2 separate regions of the Mus musculus genome follow, and region 1 is linked to region 2. A link is a loop called in an ENCODE intact Hi-C map of the cell type or tissue named here. Cell type or tissue: gastrocnemius. All regions are shown on one strand. Each heading gives the region's core, and the rest is flanking DNA. Links, peaks and the distances in the headings are about the cores only.

Evidence for each region. Peaks named below come from ENCODE experiments on the same cell type or tissue, not always from the same donor. Only the 100,000 strongest peaks of a DNase experiment are listed, where the experiment ranks them.
Region 1: it touches region 2 in a loop (5-fold over the local background); 3 of 42 quality-filtered maps call a loop at or near these places.

What each region holds. Positions count from the first base shown.
Region 1 is chr4:145,439,505-145,449,154 of GRCm38, forward strand. All of the region lies in intron 2 of Gm42346, which reads left to right. Among named protein-coding and RNA genes, the nearest start is that of Gm42346, 32 kb to the left of the region's middle. In gastrocnemius, for the core only: no CTCF peak of the experiment used is centred there; no DNase peak of the experiment used is centred there.
Region 2 is chr4:147,120,958-147,130,607 of GRCm38, forward strand. It overlaps Zfp978 (zinc finger protein 978), which reads left to right and starts at 3,925. Exons shown (of 5, transcript NM_001378742.1): 1 at 3,925-4,370. It also overlaps the pseudogene Vmn2r-ps18. In gastrocnemius, for the core only: no CTCF peak of the experiment used is centred there; a DNase peak (open chromatin) is centred at 4,061; H3K4me3 peaks cover 954 bases; H3K27ac peaks cover 659 bases.

The DNA.
Region 1 (9,650 bases), core at 1,009-9,008, 1.7 Mb before region 2:
ATATAGACTATGATGATTTTAGATGATATCATTTCTTAAAATGGCCTCATAGTTCCCATGACCTAACATACATCCTGTTCTTGATTAGGTTTCCGAATATGACATGAATTCTCTCTCTGAAAGGGAACCTTAAATCCAATCAGAATATGTTTTACTGTATTTGGTCTGTATTTTTGTCTATTGCTTTCATGTTCAAGGAAACTAATTGAAGAAAAAGACTACTTTGGGTATTTTGTTCCTCTCTGTCACCTATGACTTCCTCAACTGAGCCAGCTCCTTCAGTTTCATTGACAGGCTGATTTTTTTGATTGAATGCTGTATCTTCATATATTGGCCCTCTACTGAGTTACCATTAGGCTTACAGGGTTCATTTCGTGTTTCATTTCAGATTGAGCATTCCTTAGAGTTTTATACCTCTGGATACAATGTTCACATCCTGCATTATCATAATTATTCCTTTAGCCACTCACAGGAGTTATCTGGTCTTTCATTAAGTTTGTTTCTGCCTTCTTTGAATTCCTGTGATTGGTCCTCTTTATGTCATTTGACCACATTGAATGGTGTTCAGAGTCTATTTTGACTTCTGTCTCTTGAGTTTGTTTCATAATTCATTTTGTCATGAGTATTGCTATTATATTAGTGATTTGGGTAGGGAAATTTTATTAACATTATGAAATTGCTTTAGCTACAGCCTCTCAATTTTCTTTTCTTGTGTGTCATTTAGGTCAGGTGACAGGGATTTCCATATGAGGTGTTTTGAATAAACTTTGAGAATCTAGGTTGGTGGGCAGGAACTAGGTTACAGGTACACTCTAAATATATCATTACTTGCTTTCGTGGCTGTACAAATGTTTTCTAGATTCCTGGTATCATTTTGCATTTAATTTTTTTAAAATATGCTTTAGCATTGTCTGTAGTGTAGTTGTATTTATTTCATCTTTGAATCGTTCAATTCTTTTTTTTCCTTTTTTAATATTTTTATTAGGTATTTTCCTCATTTACATTTCCAATGCTATCCCAAAAGTCCCCCATACCCTCCCCCCCCCACTTCCCTACCCACCCACTCCCACTTTTTGGCCCTGGCGTTCACTTGTACTGGGGCATATAAAGTTTGCATGACCAATGGGACTCTCTTTCCAGTGATGGCCAACTAGGCCATCTTTTGATACATATGTAGCTAGAGACAAGAGCTCCTGGGTACTGGTTAGTTCATATTGTTGTTCCACCTATAGGGTTGCAGTTCCCTTTAGCTCCTTGGGTACTTTCTCTAGCTCCTACATTGGGGGCCTTGTGATCCATCCAATAGCTGACTGTGAGCATCCATTTCTGTGTTTGCTAGGCCCAGGCATTGTCTCACAAGAGACAGCTATATCAGGGTGCTTTCAGCAAAATCTTGCTAGTGCATGCAATGGTGTCAGTGCTTGGAGGCTGATTATGGGATGGATCCCTGGATATGGCATTCTCTAGATGGCCCATCCTTTAGTCTCAGCTCCAAACTTTGTCTCTGTAACTCCTTCCATGGGTGTTTTGTTCCCAATTCTAAGAAGGGGCAAAGTGTCCACACTTTGGTCTTTGTTCTTCTTGAGTTTCATGTGTTTTGCAAATTGTATCTTATATCTTGAGTATGCTAAGTTTCTGGGCTAATATCCACTTATCAGTGAGAACATACCATTTGAGTTCTTTTGTGATTGGGTTACCTCACTAAGGATGATGCCCTCCAGGTCCAACCATTTGCCTAGGAATTTCATAAATTCATTCTTTTTAATAGCTAAATAGTACTCCATTGTGTAAATGTACCACATTTTTTGTATCCATTCCTCTTTTGAGGGGCATCTGGGTTCTTTCCAACTTCTGGTTATTATAAATAAGGCTGCTATGAATGTAGTGGAGCATGTATCTTTCTTACCAGTTGGAACATCTTCTGGATATATGCCCAGGAGAGGTATTGCAGGATCCTCAGGTAGTACTATGTCCACTTTTCTGAGGAACCGCCAGACTGATTTCCAGAGTGGTTGTACAAGCTTGCAATCCCAACAACAGTGGAGGAGTGTTCCTCTTTCTCCACATCGTCGCCAGCATCTGCTGTCACCTGAATTTTTGATCTTAGTCATTCTGACTGGTGTGAGATGGAATCTCGGGGTTGTTTTGATTTGCATTTCCCTGATGATTAAGGATGCTGAGCATTTTTTCAGGTGGTTCTCAGCCATTTGGTATTCCTCAGGTGAGAATTCTTTCTTTAGATCTGAGCCCCATTTTTTAATACGGTTATTTGATTTTCTGGAGTCCACCTTCTTGAGTTCTTTATATATATTGGATAATAGTCGCCTATCTGATTTAGGATAGGTAAAGATCCTTTCCCAATCTGTTGGTGGCCATTTTGTCTTATAGACGGTGTCTTTTGCCTTACAGAAGCTTTGCAGTTTTATGAGGTCCCATTTGTCAATTCTCTATCTTACAGCACAAGCCATTGCTGTTCTATTCAGGCATTTCTCCCCTGTGCCCATATTTCGAGGCTTTTCCCCACTTTCTCCTCTATAAGTTTCAGTGTCTCTGGTTTTATGTGGAGTTCCTTGGTCCACTTAGATTTGACCTTATTACAAGGAGATAGGAATGGATCAATTCGCATTCTTCTACGTGATAACCACCAGTTGTGCCAGAACCATTTGTTGAAAATGCTGTCTTTTTCCACTGGATGGTTTTTGCTCCCTTGTCAAAGATCAAGTGACCATAGACGTGTGGGTACATTTCTGGGTCTTCAATTCTATTCCATTGCTTTACTTGTCTGTCGCTATACCAGTACCATGCAGTTTTTATCACAATTGCTCTGTAGTACAGCTTTAGGTCAGGCATGGTGATTCCACCAGAGGTTCTTTTATCCTTGAGAAGAGTTTTTGATATCCTAAGTTTTTTGTTATTCCAGATGAATTTGCAGATTGCTCTTTCTAATTCGTTGAAGAATTGAGTTGGAATTTTGATGGGGATTGCATTGAATTTGTAGATTGCTTTCGACAGGATAGCCCTGTTTACTATATTGATCCTGCCGATCCATGAGGATGGGAGATCTTTCCATCTTCTGAGATCTTCTTTAAGTTCTTTCTTCAGAGACTTGAAGTTCTTATCATACAGATCTTTCACTTCCTTAGTTAGAGTCACACGAAGGTACTATATATTATTTGTGACTATTGAGAAGTGTGTTGTTTCACTAATTTCTTTCTCAGCCTGTTTATTCTTTGTGTAGAGAAAGGCCATTGACTTGTTTGAGTTAATTTTATATCCAGCTACTTCACCGAAGCTGTTTATCAGGTTTAGGAGTTCTCTGGTGGAATTTTTAGGGTCACTTATATATACTATTATATCATCTGCAAAAAGGGATATTTTGACTTCTTCCTTTCCAATTTGTATCCCCTTGATCTCCTTTTGTTGTCAAATTGCTCTGGCTAGGACTTCAGGTACAATGTTGAATAGGTAGGGAGAGAGTGGGCAGCCTTGTCTAGTCCCTGATTTTAGTGGGATTGCTTCCAGCTCCTCACCATTTACTTTGATGTTGGCTACTGGTTTGCTGTAGATTGCTTTTATCATGTTTAAGTATGGGCCTTGAATTCCTGATCTTTCCAAGACTTTTATCATGAATGGGTGTTGGATTTTGTCAAATGCTTTCTCCACATCAAACCAGATGATCATGTGGTTTTTGTCTTTGAGTTTGTTTATATAGTGGATTATGCTGATGGATTTCCGTATATTAAACCATCCCTGCATTCCTGGAATAAAACCTACTTGGTCAGGATGAATGATTGTTTTAATGTGTTCTTGGATTCGGTTAGCGAGAATTTTATTGAGTTTTTTTTTTTTTTTTGCATCGGTATTCATAAGGGAAATTGGTCTGAAGTTCTCTATCTTTGTTGGATCTTTCTGTGGTTTAGGTATCAGAGTAATTGTGGCTTCATAGAATGAGTTGGGTAGAGTACCTTCTACTTCTATTTTGTGGAATAGTTTGTGAAGAACTAGAATTAGATCTTCTTTGAGGGTCTGATAGAACTCTGCACTAAACCCATCTGGTCCTGGGCTTTTTTTGGTTGGGAGACTATTAATGACTGCTTCTATTTCTTTAGGGGATATGGGACTGTTTAGATTGTTAACTTGATCCTGACTTAACTTTGGTACCTTGTATCTGTCTAGAAATTTGTCCATTTCGTCCAGGTTTTCTAGTTTTGTTGAGTATAGCCTTTTGTAGAAGGATCTGATGGTGTTTTGGATTTCTTCAGGATTTGTTGTTATGTCTCCCTTTTCATTTCTGATTTTGTTAATTAGGATGCTGTCCCTGTGCCCTCTAGTGAGTCTGGCTAAGGGTTTATCTATCTTGTTGATTTTCTCAAAGAACCAGCTCCTCATTTGGTTGATTCTTTGAATAGTTCTTGTTTCCACTTGGTTGATTTCGCCCCTGAGTTTGATTATTTCCTGCCGTCTACTCCTCTTGGGTGAATTTCCTTCCTTTTTTTCTAGAGCTTTTAGGTGTGTTGTCAAGCTGCTAGTGTGTGCTCTCTCTAGTTTCTTTTTGGAGGCACTCAGAGCTATGAGTTTCCCTCTTAGAAATGCTTTCATTGTGTCCCATACGTTTGGGTATGTTTTGTCTTCATTTTCATTAAACTCTAAAAGGTCTTTAATTTCTTTCTTTATTCCTTCCTTGAGCAAGGTATCATTGAGAAGAGTGTTGTTCAATTTCCCCATGAATGTTGGTTTTCCATTTTTTATGTTGTTATTGAAGATCATCCTTAGTCCATAGTGGTCTGATAGGATGCATGGGAAAATTTCAATATTTTTGGATCTGTTGAGGCCTGTTTTGTGGAAAATTATATGGTCAATTTTGGAGAATGTACCATGAGGTGCTGAGAAGAAGGTATATCCTTTTGTTTTAGGATAAAATGTTCTATAGATATCTGTTAAGTCCATTTGTTTCATAACTTCTGTTAGTGTCACTGTGTCCTTGTTTAGTTTCTGTTTCCACGACCTGTCCATTGATGAAAGTGGTGTGTTGAAGTCTCCCACTATTATTGTGTGAGGTGCAATATGTGCTTTGAGCTTTCCTAAAGTTTCTTTAATGAATGTGGCTGCCCTTGCATTTGGAGCATAGATATTCAGATTTGAGAGTTCCTCCTGGAGGATTTTACCTTTGATGCGTATGAAGTGTCCCTCCTTTTCTTTTTTGATAACTTTGTTTTGGAAGTCGATTTTATTCGATATCAGAATGGCTACTCCAGCTTGTTTCTTCAGACCATTTGCTTGGAAAATTGTTTTCCAGCCTTTCACTCTGAGGTAGTGTCTGTCTTTTTCCCTGAGATGGGTTTCCTGTAAGCAGCAAAATGTTGGGTCCTGTTTGTGTAGCCAGTCTGTTAGTCCATGTCTTTTTATTGGGGAATTGAGTCCATTGATATTAAGAGATATTAAGGAAAAGTAATTGTTGCTTCCTATTATTTTTGTTGTTAGAGTTGGCATTCTGTTATTGTGGCTGTCTTCTTTTCGGTTTGTTGAAGGATTACTTTCTTGCTTTTTCTAGGTCGTGGTTTCTGTCCTTGTATTGGTTTTTTTCTATTATCTTCCTTTGAAGGGCTGGATTTGTGGAAAGATAATGTGTGAATTTGGTTTTGCCGTGAAATACTTTGGTTTCTCCATCTATGGTAATTGAGAGTGTGGCTGGTTATAGTAGCCTGGGCTGGCATTTGTGTTCTTTTAGTGTCTGTATAACATCTGTCCAGGATCTTCTGGCTTTCATAGTCTGGTGAAAAGTCTGGTGTAATTCTGATAGGCCTGCCTTTATATGTTATTTGACCTTTTCCCCTTACTGCTTTTAATATTCTATCTTTATTTAGTGCATTTGTTGTTCTGATTATTATATGTCAGGAGGAATTTCTTTTCTGGTTCAGTCTATTTGGAGTTCTGTAGGCTTCTTGTATGTTCATGGGCATGTCTTTCTTTAGGTTTGGGAAGTTTTCTTCTATAATTTTGTTGAAGATATTTACTGACCCTTTAAGTTGAAAATCTTCATTCTCATCTACTCCTATTATCCGTAGGTTTGGTCTTCTCATTGTGTCCTGGATTTCCTGGATGTTTTGAGTTAGGATCTTTTTGCATTTTGTATTTTCTTTGATTTTTGTGCCGATGTTCTCTATGGAATCTTCTGCACCTGAGATTCTCTCTTCCATCTCTTCTATTCTTTTGCTAATGCTCGCATCTATGGTTCCAGATTTCTTTCCTAGGGTTTCTATCTCCAGTGTTGCCCTACTTTGGGTTTTCCTTATTGTGTCTACTTCCCTTTTTAGGTCTTGGATGGTTTTATTCAATTCCATCAACTGTTTGGGCGTGTTTTCCTGCAATTCTTTAAGGAATTTTTGTGCTTTCTCTTTAAGGTCTTCTACCTGTTTAGCAGTGTTCTCCTTTATTTCTTTAAGTGAGTTATTAAAGTCCTTCTTGATGTCCTCTACCATCATATAAGTTAAATCCAGGTCTATCTTTTCAGGTGTGTTGGGGTGCCCAGGACTGGGTGGGGTGGGAGTGCTGTGTTCTGATGATGGTGAGTGGCCTTGGTTTCTGTTAGTAAGATTCTTATGTTTGCCTTTTGCCATCTGGTAATCTCTGGAGTTAGGTTTTTTTGTTGTTGTTTTGTTTTGTTTTGTTTTGTTTTTTCGAGACAGGGTTTCTCTGTATAGCTCTGGCTGTCCTGGAGCTCACTTTGTAGACCAGGCTGGCCTCGAACTCAGAAATCCACCTGCCTCTGCCTCCCGAGTGCTGGGATTAAAGGCGTGCACCACCACGACCAGCTTGTTTTTTGTTTTTTGATTTTTTTTTTGTAGGAGTTAGTTGTTATAGTTGTCTCTGGTTAGAGCTTGTTCCTCAGGTGATTGATTATGTTAGCCTCTATCAGCAGACCTGCGAGACTAGCTTTCTCCTGAGTTTCAGTGGTCAGAGTACTCTCTGCAGGCAAGCTCTCCTCTTCCAGGGACGTTGCCCAGATATCTGGTGTTCGAACCTGCCTCCTGGCAGAAGTTGTGTTCCACTCACCAGAGGTCCTACGATCCTGTGGAGAGTCCTGTGGGGACCTTGGTGGTGTCCTCAGACTCGCGCCCAAGGTGAGTCAGTGCTGGCTCCAAACAGAAGGGACCGAATAGTCAATTCTTGATGTGAAATTTCAAGAAGAATTCAATCTTTGTTCTTCACATAAAACCTGGGAGAAGTTCAACAAAAAGAATGTGTGTCTCTGCTAAACATGCCACAGGTCAGTGTCCTTTCCACATTTCTTTTTTTTAAAAAAAAAAAAACTTTTAATTCAAATCATCCAAAAGTTTTATTCTCCATATATGGAATGTTATCTAAAGAACTTATTTTCTATGATCTTTATTTTCTTCTGTAATAATGAAAATTTAATGTTTTGGTCTTTCATGTATATAACATCTTTATATTTTAACTTGATTTTATATTGTGAGGACATATAATTCCCTTGGACTAGCTACCTGCATGTCTCAAAAAGGATCTATTGGAATGATGCTCAAAGAACATATTGATGGATAGTTTCTATGCTGAATAAGTTCTGTCCTTTTATGTTAGTGTGAAGTAAGGTCTCTTCTGCCATATAAATTGCATTTCAGGGATGCTCAGGTTTCTAAAACACAAGCTTGTGAATGAGGATATAGAAATAAGTATAAATTCACATCACTAAAGAAGATATGAAAGAGTAGAATTTGTAGAAGCTAAAATTACATGAAATCCACTGTCTTAAATACTAATAGTAAATATATTATTAGCTCCCTAGGGTCACAAATGATGGAAGGAAAATGTCTTTCTTTTACCATTATTGTGATTGTGAGCTGATATAGATTTCAGTATTCTCACAACTCTTTTTTCATGGCTCATATCACACAGTAATCACTGTTGACACCTGAAATCTATTTGTCTCAAGAGAGATACTGTCCCTGTGGTAAATTTTCAATATAGAAATTGTTATTTTCCTCTCTTTTTGGTTTCAGTCCTGTTTTCTTAACCTTTGTATTTCATCACATGAACAATATTAGTAAAAATTTTCTAGAGAGGATAACTATGGTGCTGTACATAAACCATCAATTTACAAACATAAATGAATGTCCTTTCTTTTTTTTTTTTTTTTCTTTTTTTTTTCAAGACAGTGTTTCTCTGTGTAGCCTTGACTGTCTTGGAACTCACTCTGTAGACCAGTCTGGCCTTGAACTCAGAAATCCGCCTGCCTCTGTCTCCCAAGTGCTGGGAATAAAGGCGTTCGCCACCACGCCCAGCAAGAAAGGATATCTTGATTACTTCTTTTTTAAATTAAAAAAGCATTTTTTTTTCCAGTATCAAGTAGGTAGTTTTCCATTCCCGCGTCTGTTAACCTTCAAGGCCTTGGACTTCTCACTTGAGGAATGGGAATGTCTCAGTTTTGCTCAGAGGACATTGTACATGGATGTGATGTTGGAGAATTACAACAATCTGTTGTTTGTGCGTAAGAATGAACTTACTGTTGAATTCCTGTATCTCTCTCTGAGTTTTCCTACTATGTGTTTATGTAAATGCTCTGAGATATCCAGAGACCCTTGAATGAGGGAAATTCTAGTTAAAATCATAACTTTTTCATTGTGTTTCCTTTACATTTCTCTGCTTTCTTTGGAAAAGTAACTAGTGCTATATTCTCTGAGATCACTCCTTATCACTTATCAAGCTTCAGTCAAGATAAAAAAGTTCAAGTAAAAATTTAAATATCCAGAAGAAGAAATTATATTTCTATACATACAATAGTTGCAATTTTAAAATCTTACTATTGCTTTAAAATGTTCCCTTATTTATGAATCTAAAAATATACAAGGTTTCAAGTGGATATAGAGCTGTTGGTTTGGCCAATATTTTTTTTTTTATTTAACTTTTTGACATTTGATCTCTGTGTTTAGATCTAGGACAACGTGATCTTTATCCTAGCATTTTGGATGTTGAAACAAACCTATTTAGTGGTTTCCCTGACACTAATGGTTATATCATAAATTTATACCTGACCAAATTTATACCTGATTCAGTGTCACTCTGAATCAAACTGTAACCATAAAATTAGAGATATATTGTTTAGAATTCTACTTTCTGAAAATTCACTACAGATGGATCATTATTTGTCCCAACTTATGCAGAGTACAATTTTCTGTTTTATTGGTCATTTTATTTATTTACATGTCAAATATTATGCCCCTTCTCCATTCCCTGTCTGGAAACTCGATATCCCACCCCTCGCCCCAGCTTTTATGATGACTCCCCTCCCACCAATCCACCTACTCCCACCTCATATCCCTAGGATTCTCCTATGCTGGGATATTGAGCCTTCATGGTACCAAGGGACTCTCCTCCTGTTGATGCCATATAAGGCAATCCTCTGCTATATATAAAGCTGCAGACATTTGTACTTCTATGTGAACTCTTTATTTGGTGATTTGACCCTTGGGAGCCTTGTGTGGTCTTGTTGTTTGATATTGTTGTTCCTCCTACACAGTTGCAAAGCCCTTCAGCTTCTTCAGTCCTTACCTTAACTCCTTCATTTTAGTCCCCTTGCTCAGTCCAATGGTTGGTACAGGTTCTGCATCTCTTTGGTCCAGTCTCTGAATGGCCTT
Region 2 (9,650 bases), core at 865-8,864:
GGAGATATCAGGAATTCAAGGCCCATACCTAAACAGAGTAAAAGCAATTTACTGTAAACCAACAGCCAATATCAAATTAAATAGAGACATACTTGAAGCAAACCCACTGAAATTGGGGATAAGATATAGATGTCCACTCTCCCCATACCTATTCAATATAGTACTTGAAGTGTTAGCTAGAATAATAACACAACAAAAAGAGATCAAGAGAATACAAATTGACAAAGAAGAAATAAGGTTATCACTAATGGCATATGATATGATAGTATACATAAGCGACCCCAAAATTTATATCAGAGAACTCCCCCAGCTGATAACTCACTTCAGCAAAGTGGCTGTGTATAAAATTAACTCAAGTAAATCAGTAGCCTTCCTTTATACAAATGATAAACAGACTGAGAAAGAAATTAGGGGAACAACTCCCTTCACAATAGCTACAAATAATATAAATTATCTTGCAGAAACTCTAACCAAACAAATGAAAGACCTGTATGACAGTAACTTCAAGTCTCTCAAGAAAGAAATTGAAGGTTCTATACCCTAGTATAGAGGGGAATACCAGAGCCAGGAATGGGAGTGGGTGGGTTGGGGAGCAGGGCGCGGGGGAAAGGGATAGGGGATTTTCACAGGGGGAACTAGGAAAGGAGATAACATTTAAAATGTAAATAAAGAAAATATCTAATAAAAAAAGAATAAATACAAGAAAGGAGAAAGAAATTGAAGAATATCTCAGAAAATTGAAAGATCTCTGATGTTCATGGATTGGCAGAATTTACATAGTAAAAATGGCCATCCCACCAAAGGCAATCTATAGATTCAATGTAATCCCCATCAAAATCCTAACACATTTCTTCAAATATATGGAAAGAGCAGTTCTCAAAATCATTTGGAAAGGTGAAAAATCCAGAATGGCAAAAACAATTCTTAACAATAAAGCATTCAAATGTAACCATTAGGATTTACTTTTGAGAATGGACACATGCCATTGATATTTGTCACTTAGTATAAATTTTCTGATAGTTCCATACATTTTCTTGCCAATTTTCTCATTTCAGTTTTCTTTGTAGATAAATACAATTCCACTTGGAAGTGCATTACTTTTTCATTAGCCATGTTTCATTTGATAGATCCCAATTCTGGCTGGTCATTGCACCTCCTTTCCTTCAGTCTCTTCTCTATTTTTGTCTCTTCTGTTCTTTTACAGAAACTATTTTGGGTCAGAATCTTTGACTGTTGGATGGCAATCCCGTCTGTCCACTTGATGCTGTTTTTCTACTGGAGATGGACTCTTTGAGTTTCCTCTACCCACTGTACAGTATTTCATCTAAGGTCTCTCCCTTTGATTTTTGAGATTCTCTCACCTCCAAGGTCTTCAGAACACCCTAGAGGCTCCTTTCTGGCTACAGGAGATGGCCTCTTAAGAAATCATATCCCCAAAGAAGTGAGTCACAGCTAAAGTCACCTCCACTGATTCTTGGGGGCTTCCTTATACTTCCTTATAGTCTCTGTCTCATCCTGAACATGCCCCACACCTCCTCACCATAGTCAGGTGCAGATTTCCATTCATTTTCATGGACATCTGGCCATCTCTTCTGTCTTTCCGAACACCTGATTATGAATTGCCCTCCCCAACCCCTCTCCATCCCAGCTCCCTTCCTCCATCTTCCTCATATGACTATTTTATCCCTCCTTCTAAGTGAGATTCAAACTTCTTCCCTTGGTCCTTCCTTCTTGTTTAGTTTCTCTGGGTCTATGGAATGTAACATTTTACTTGTATTTTTTGGCTAATATCCACTTTTAAGTGAGTATATGTCATCCATGTTGTTTTTGGACTAAGTTAGCTCACTCAGGACGATATTCTCAAGTTATATCCATTTACCTGCAAAATTCGTGATGTCTTGGTTATTAGTAGCTGAATAGTATTCCATTGTGTAAATGTACCACATTCTCCTTATCTACTCTTCAGTGAGAGACATCTTTTCAGTTTCTGCCTATTATGAATAAAGCTTCTATGATCATAGTGTAGCAAGTGTTTTGTGGGATATTGGAGCATCATTTGGGTATATGCCCATTAGTGGTATAGCTGGGTCTTTAGGTAGAACTTCTTCCGTTTTTCTGCAAACACACACACACACACACACACACACACACAATTGATTTTCCAAGTGGTTGAATAAATTTTCACTTGCACCAACAATGAAAGAGTTGTTCCCCTTGCTCCACATCCTCAGCAGCATATTCTAACTTTTTTTATCTTAGCCATTCTGATGGGTATAAGATGGAGGATGAAAAGGACTTGCTTTTGACAAAAATGTCAAACCCAGACAATGGAAAAAGAAAGTATCTTCAAAAAATGGTGCTGACTTAATTGAATGTCAGCATTTGGAAGAATGTAAATAGATACATATCTGCCACCATGCACAAAATTCAAATCCAAGGGAATCAAAGACCTTAATATAAAGCTGAATACACTAAGTCTAAGGGAAAAGAATGTGGGGAATAGTCTTAAACTCATGGGTATAGGAGACAACTTTCTGAACAGAACACCAATGGCTCAAGGCTGTAAGACAAACTATTAATAAGTGGGAACCTTTCAAGCTGAAAGGCTTCTGTAAGGCAAATATATTGTAAATAAGACAAAACAACAGATAACAGAATGGGAAAGACCTTCACCAACCCTACATATGACAGTGGGTTACTATCCAAAATATATAAAGTACTCAAGAAGTCGGCCACCAACAAACCAAATAACCCAATTTTTAAAATGTGATACAGAGCTAAACAGAATTCTCAACAGAGGTACAACAGTGCACCCATGAGGAAGACCCAGCTCTGCTGTGCTCATGCCATTGGGATTACCTCACTTGCAAGCCCCATATGCAGGGACAGCTCTACTGTGCTGTGAGATGCAGGGCCTGCTGTCTCAGCTGCTAGAAAGGTGAGGATCACAATCAGCTCTGCTGCTCTCATGACTCCCTTGAAGCCAACTCATTTGCCCCCAGCTAGTATCAAGGGACAGTCTCCTGCCACCTTCTGATCCACCTTCCCTTTATCTGCTCAGTTATCAGCTCTCCTGTATTTTACAAATTTAGGTGGGGAGCTGGTTTACAAGAAATCACCTGAGTGCAGACTCATTCCTTGTTCACAACCACTCACAGGAGAATGGAATTAACATCAAATATAATTAGCTCTGGGGCTATTCATAACATTTCCTCCTTTCTGTCCAATTAAAAGACTATTTTATCTCAGATATAATTGAACATAACTATTATTATTTTGTAATTTATAAAGTACTAGAGACCTAACACCCAGTCCACCATCTTTGTTAATTAAACAGAACCTCTGTCATGGATCTTTACTTAAAAGACTTATAATTCTACATCTGGATATATCTTGGCTTTATATTGAATGCCATCTTAAAACCATCCTCTCAGAACTGTTCCTCTCAAAGTAAAAAACCTGGGTTGGCTAGTAGACTGCAGTTTTTCAACCCCATCAGAAATCCAAGAATGACTGATATTAACTGAAAATATAAAGAAAGCCTAACACAGCTTCCAAAACTTAGTCAATTTACAGAGATCACGGATCACTTGGACAGTCCCTTACTTCAACATGTTGGAGCATTGGTATTCAGCTTATTGCCCAGAGTCATCTGACAGACTTAGAGAAACAGAAATATTTTTTTAATATTTTTATTAGATATTTTCCCCATTTACATTTCCAATGCTATCTCAAAAGCCCCCTATACCCTCCCCCTGAGAAACAGAAATATTAAGGAGTAGCTTACTAAGGGGACCCACTTAGCCAACTCAGGTAGCTTACTAGAAAGCTCACTTGAGGAACCGATCCTGATTAAGGGGCCGGAGGCGGGTCCTGGGCACTAGCGGTTCCGACCCCGCCCTCCGTGCCGCACCCGAGTGGCCCCCAGCCGAGCGGGCCCCCACTTCTCGGCCCGACCCAGACCCTTCTGCGCCTCCCTTGGCCATTGTCCGGCTCCAGGAGGCCGGCCCCGCGGCCCCCCGGCGGCCTCCGGTGCTCGGGCCCGCGTCAGCCTCCTGGCTCCATACGCGAGCTCGGGGATCTGTGGCCTCCGTAGTCCCCCTCCCCAGCCCGCCCTGTTGTGGAGCCCGGCGGGGCGGCGGCTGCAAGGGGGGGAGGGGCGGGGGAAAGGGGTTGCTGCGCTCAGGAGAGGCCCTGGCTCCGCCCCGGGCCTGCCCAAGGGGAGAGCGGAGCGGTCAGCAGCCGGGTCGGGTCGGGGCCCCGCCCGAGAGGAGAGTGGAGCGGCAGCGGTGGCAGAAATGATGGAAGAACTGCATAGCCTGGACCCACGAAGGCAGGAATTACTAGAGGCCAGGTTCACTGGAGTTGGTGTAAGTAAGGGACCACTCAACAGTGTGTCTTCTAACCAGAGTTTGTGCAGCGTGGGGTCCTTGAGTGATAAAGAAGTAGAGACTCCTGAGAAAAAGCAGAATGACCAGCGAAATCGGAAAAGGAAAGCTGAGCCATATGACACTAGCCAAGGGAAAGGCACTTCTAGGGGGACATAAACTTAGTGATTCCTTTGAGTTTGCTGGGGGAAGCTGGCCAGGAACCAGCCCTGGCAGAAGTGTTCCACCAGATGCATGATCCTCATATCAACATTCCTTATCCAATCCCTTACTGCTTCAAGTAGAACCGCCTCTGTATGGTTTAGATGGCAGTGCAGCAAAGGAGGCCTCAGAAGAGCAGTCTGCTCTGCCCACCCTCATGTCAGTGATGTTAGCAAAACTGCGACTTGACACAGAGCAGTTGGCACCACAGGGAGCTGGCCTCTGCTTCACTTTCATCTCTGCTCAACAAAACAGTCCTTCTTCTATGGGTTCCAGTGTTTGAAAGTGACCTGTGATTGTGGAAGCTGCAATGATGATACTTTCTTTTTGTTGTTTTGTTGTTCTTTTTTTTATTTGTTTGTTTCTTTGGTTTTTTTTTTTTTGTTGTTGTTGTTGTTGTTTTTTTGAGTCAGGGTTTCTCTGTATAGCCCTGGCTGTCCTGGAACTCACTTTGTAGACCAGGCTGGCCTCGGACTCAGAAATTCCCCTGCCTCTGCCTCCCAAGTGCTGGGATTGAAGTCATGGGCCACCATTCCCAGCGGTGATAATGTCTTTTCTCCATCACATGTTTATTAGTGCGTGAAGTGTTCAGAGGATTGGCACACCATCACAGAGCTTAGATTACTATTGCATCCATACACCTTTGACATCTCTGGCCTATGGAGACCCTTTGAGAATGGATCTTGCCTATATGCGTCTATGTTTCCCTGCCTTCAGAGGTATGATTCTTGGGATTTTTGTGAATCACCCAGCACCTTCCATCTGGAAAGCCAGTAGGCACCCTCTCATCTGCATTCTGCCCATTTCTCTCATCTTCTCTTTCCTTGGCTTCATGATATTCACAGGCCATTCAAACTCAGTCATTTTTATCGTGAGGCAAACCATGTTCATAGGTTCATAGACTGGGATTTTTTTTTTTTCCCTAAACTTTTGGCCAAGTAGATCTTGGTTCTGGATTTCACAGTGGTTTTGTTTTTTGTTTGTTTGTTTGTTTGTTTTGAGACAGGGTTTCTCTTTATAGCCCTGGCTGTCCTGGACCTTACTTTGTAGACCAGGCTGGCCTCAAACTCAGAAATCTGCCTGCCTCTGCCTCCTGAGTGCTGGGATTAAAAGGCGTGCGCCAACATGCCTGGCTCAGAGTGTTCTTTTACTGAAATTTATTCACAGCATGAACATCATCATTAATAGTTCATGTGTAGGCATTAGTACTTGTATCTCACAAATTATAGTCTCAAATTTCTGGTCTTTTCTGCATTTTTCTGTGAAACATTTTGCTGGCTTCTGGTAAAGTATATCCTCTATAGGTCATTATAAATGAAAGACATCAAAAAGCTAAAATTCCAAAGGGAAGAAATTTTGTGCTCAAAACTGAGTTTATTAGTCAGAATGAAAGACTATGATTGATGTTTACTGGTTAAGTGATACAAGCATGGTGGTCTCTGCAAACACTAGGTCTGGTAGAATAACAATCCATGAGACCAAAAGAAATCTAGTTCAATACCACTCTATAAATATTTCTACACTGGTTGTGGGTGTTTTGTGTGTTATTGCCAATGAAATTCTAGCAGCACTCAGGGAAAATCTTTCCCAGTGAATATGTGAACAGTTCTGAAGTAAAAGGTCTCCTGACAGTCAGAAGCCATGATATACCACAATGTCCCATGGAACAATTAACCACACACAAGAAATTTATTGGGAAAACACTACAGGGAGGCTGCCTCTGTTCAGGTGAGAAGCCCAAGAGAAATGAGTGGGAGGCAGGCTTTTCATAGTTTAATTTTTTGGGGTGGGTGTGGCGGAAGGATTTTCAGAATTGGAAATAGCTCTGGTTGGAGATTGCCTGGATTTTATGTTCTGAATTTGAGTAAACTAAGGAGTTTCTGAGTTATTAAAACTGGGAAGTAAACTATAAGTTTTCCCGGTAGACTCAGTTGCCAATGCTGAGTGAAACTTCAAGATTCTGATCTCAGGGTTGTTTATTTTAGGAACAAGTAAGCACAGTATAATTTTGGAAAGAAATTTTTTGGTAATAGTTGTCTCAATTGTATGTATACAATGCAAATAAATGTGTGGCTACCTCAAAGGTTTTTTGCAAAGTACATGTGAGTCTTTCTTTAAAGTTGGATTCTAAAACTAAAGAGCCTAGAGGAGGATCAAGCATACAGTGTAGAGGACACCAAGCTGTAAAGTACATGTCCTATATCCCCCAAGGATGGTTTGTACTGATGGAGAAACAATGATCTAGGATGATTGTCTGGGACAACTTAATAGTCTGGGACTTTCAGGTTTGGTTTGGCACTACATCTACCACAGGTCACCAAGCTGCTTACTACATCCATTCCTTTACTTCTGGTTAAAAAAAAAAAAAGTGTACTTCTCTTGCACTGAAGAGAAAGCGCTGTGGTTTTACATCCCTGGTTAACTTAGTGCTTATTCTTGACCATAATTTCCTTTTGCCCTCTACAGAAAAATATATTTTATGGTTGTTTCTGGTTCATAGGATGTTAATGTTGTGTTAGTGTAAATGGAAAGACAGTCAAAAGATGTTTTCTAGAATATAAAATATGTTGTTGAGATATACAAAGTGTGATTACATTGCTTGACTCTATAGACATGAAACTTGCAAATGCTGCTAGCATAATCCCAGCAATCAGAACACTGTGGCAGGTGTATTCCTCTTGATTTGAGGTCAGACTACTCTACATCAAAGTGACATTCCAACCTGTGGGCCCCAATTGCCTCTTCTGTCCTGCTTGGATTCTCCAAGTGTATTGAGGTGGATTTCCTAACCTTTTCAGTGGGTGTGTCTGTATTTTCAAATTTTTATTGGCAGAGAACTGAGTGCTAGCAGGATCTTGATATTGTCATTTCTATGGCCCATCACCAGCTTTACATTTGTAAATACTCCTCCCACCCCTGCTGAGATACTTGAATGGCAAGCAGCTCTCTAAGCCTTGAGGCAATCCAGAGAAGTTCTGGTGATGTTTCACACATGATTGCTTGTAAGAAAAAACCTGACATCCAATTCCTGGGACAAGAATTGGAGGGCCGAATTTCTGGATATTAAAAGAGATGTAGAGAGGAGAATGCAGATGGAGATTTAGTGGGAGACAGAGAAGATAACAGATAGATGAGAACGGAGCGGGAGAGAGGTTAAGAGGTATCTATGTATGAGGTCATAGGCTTGAATTGTCTTAAATCTAAATGATAGCTGGGAGACTGCTCCAATGAAAGTTTTATGCTTTATAGTATATAGAAACCTTTTCATTACTTATAACACTGGTGTGTCCACAAACACTCCCAGTACACTCATGACCAAGCACCCTTGTGTATATAGATATATAACATTTTACCAGAGTGCTTTTGGTATTTAAGTCAAATTAGACATTGATTGGTTATTCCCAGTAAATTCATGACATCATTGCCCTAAGCATATTTTGCTGAAAGGAAAAATTATAGATCAACGTCTTTTTGGTTGGTTCTGTGTATATATTTCACTTTGTGTACCTTTCAAAGCACCTTCCATAAAGAGGACAATGGAACATAAGAGTCAATGTTCTTGCAGGCACCAGTTTGCCCTTTTCATATACAGTGTTTTGTGTCAGCCCTGTCTTTAGCAATGAAGACTTATTGTCAGTTTGTTAAAAGCAACCCCTTTTGTTGTCAGTGGCCAGCAGTCTTTGGATATTTTTATGAAACCACTTTGGCTAGCAACTTTCTTGATGTAACACAGTGGAAAAGACAAGATCAACTGGAACTCCATCTCTTTCAGAATTCAGAGATTTCATTTGAAACACCTTCATACACTTATAAGCTGGTACTTAAAAAAAATTTATTTTTTGTTTTGTTTTGTGAACATCTTACTAAGACTACATCCAGCAGGACTCCATGGAGTCTTGCTCCATGGTGCTTTCCTATGCATTGGCAGAACTGTACGTGTGACAATGTATTATATAAAACATCTTACCTTGTAATAGATGGGGAATTTTCCTGGACCTTACAACCAGAATTAAGGCAACTTGACGAAATTTAAGATTTAAAGCTGTGATCCTACTGTTTACTCAACTTGAGGGTTTAGCACACTTTTCAAAGAACAACGTAAAAACTAACATTATTCTCCTTGGACTTCTCTTGATATCAACTTTTAAAACCTAACTTGATGCATAGATACAATGGTAATTTATGTACTTTTTCAAGTCCTGCTCAGAAAGTGCATGAGTGTCACTTGATGAAAGCATGAAATGCAGAGGCTTAAAGCATAGTTCAAAAATGCATATACAGTTATAGGTATTGGTTGATAAAAGTCATGTTTATAAATGTTTGTTGTCTTGTCCACTTGACCACTTGGAGCCAGTTACCTAATCCTTTATAAAAGATTACTGTTCACTATCCCATTCTTTCCCCAAGTGATGGTTCCCTTGATGTTCTAGAAGCACTCCAAAGCTCTCTCTCAAGGCCAGTCAGAGAGATACAAATAGACAACAGATTACACAGACACCAACATGGAGACAAAAGGCAGACAGAAAGGGAGAGCTATACAAGCAGCCTTCAGGAAGTTACAGATTTAAACTAACTGAACAGATACACAGAGGATGGAAGCACAGGGAACATGAAGTAGAGAATTCAACTTTGTACTCACACTCAGCTAAATGCCTCTGAGGAAAAGGCTTTCATTTCTTTCCTTAACTCAACACAGATGCATTATTAACCACCAGTATGTTTAATCTACTCACATATGAGGAATCAATTAGCTTGTGACTTTTTTTTGCATAAGTACAATATGGGAAAAACTAAAAATCACCCCAATGCGAAACTAGTAGCCCTGTCATCTGAAAGGTGTCCATGGGCACAGAACCCTGTTCTTTAAAGTCAGACCCCCAGGTTTGGGCTTGTGCTTCTGAGCTCTCGCCTCCATGCTGAGCTAGAATCCATTTTAACCTCTCATAATCATCACAACAGGTTTTGAACCTAAGAGGTCACATGAGAATCCTGGAACTCATTATAATCATGAAAAGAGTTGACTTCCTAGCAACAGTCTAATGAGACTTGGGTAAATCTCGA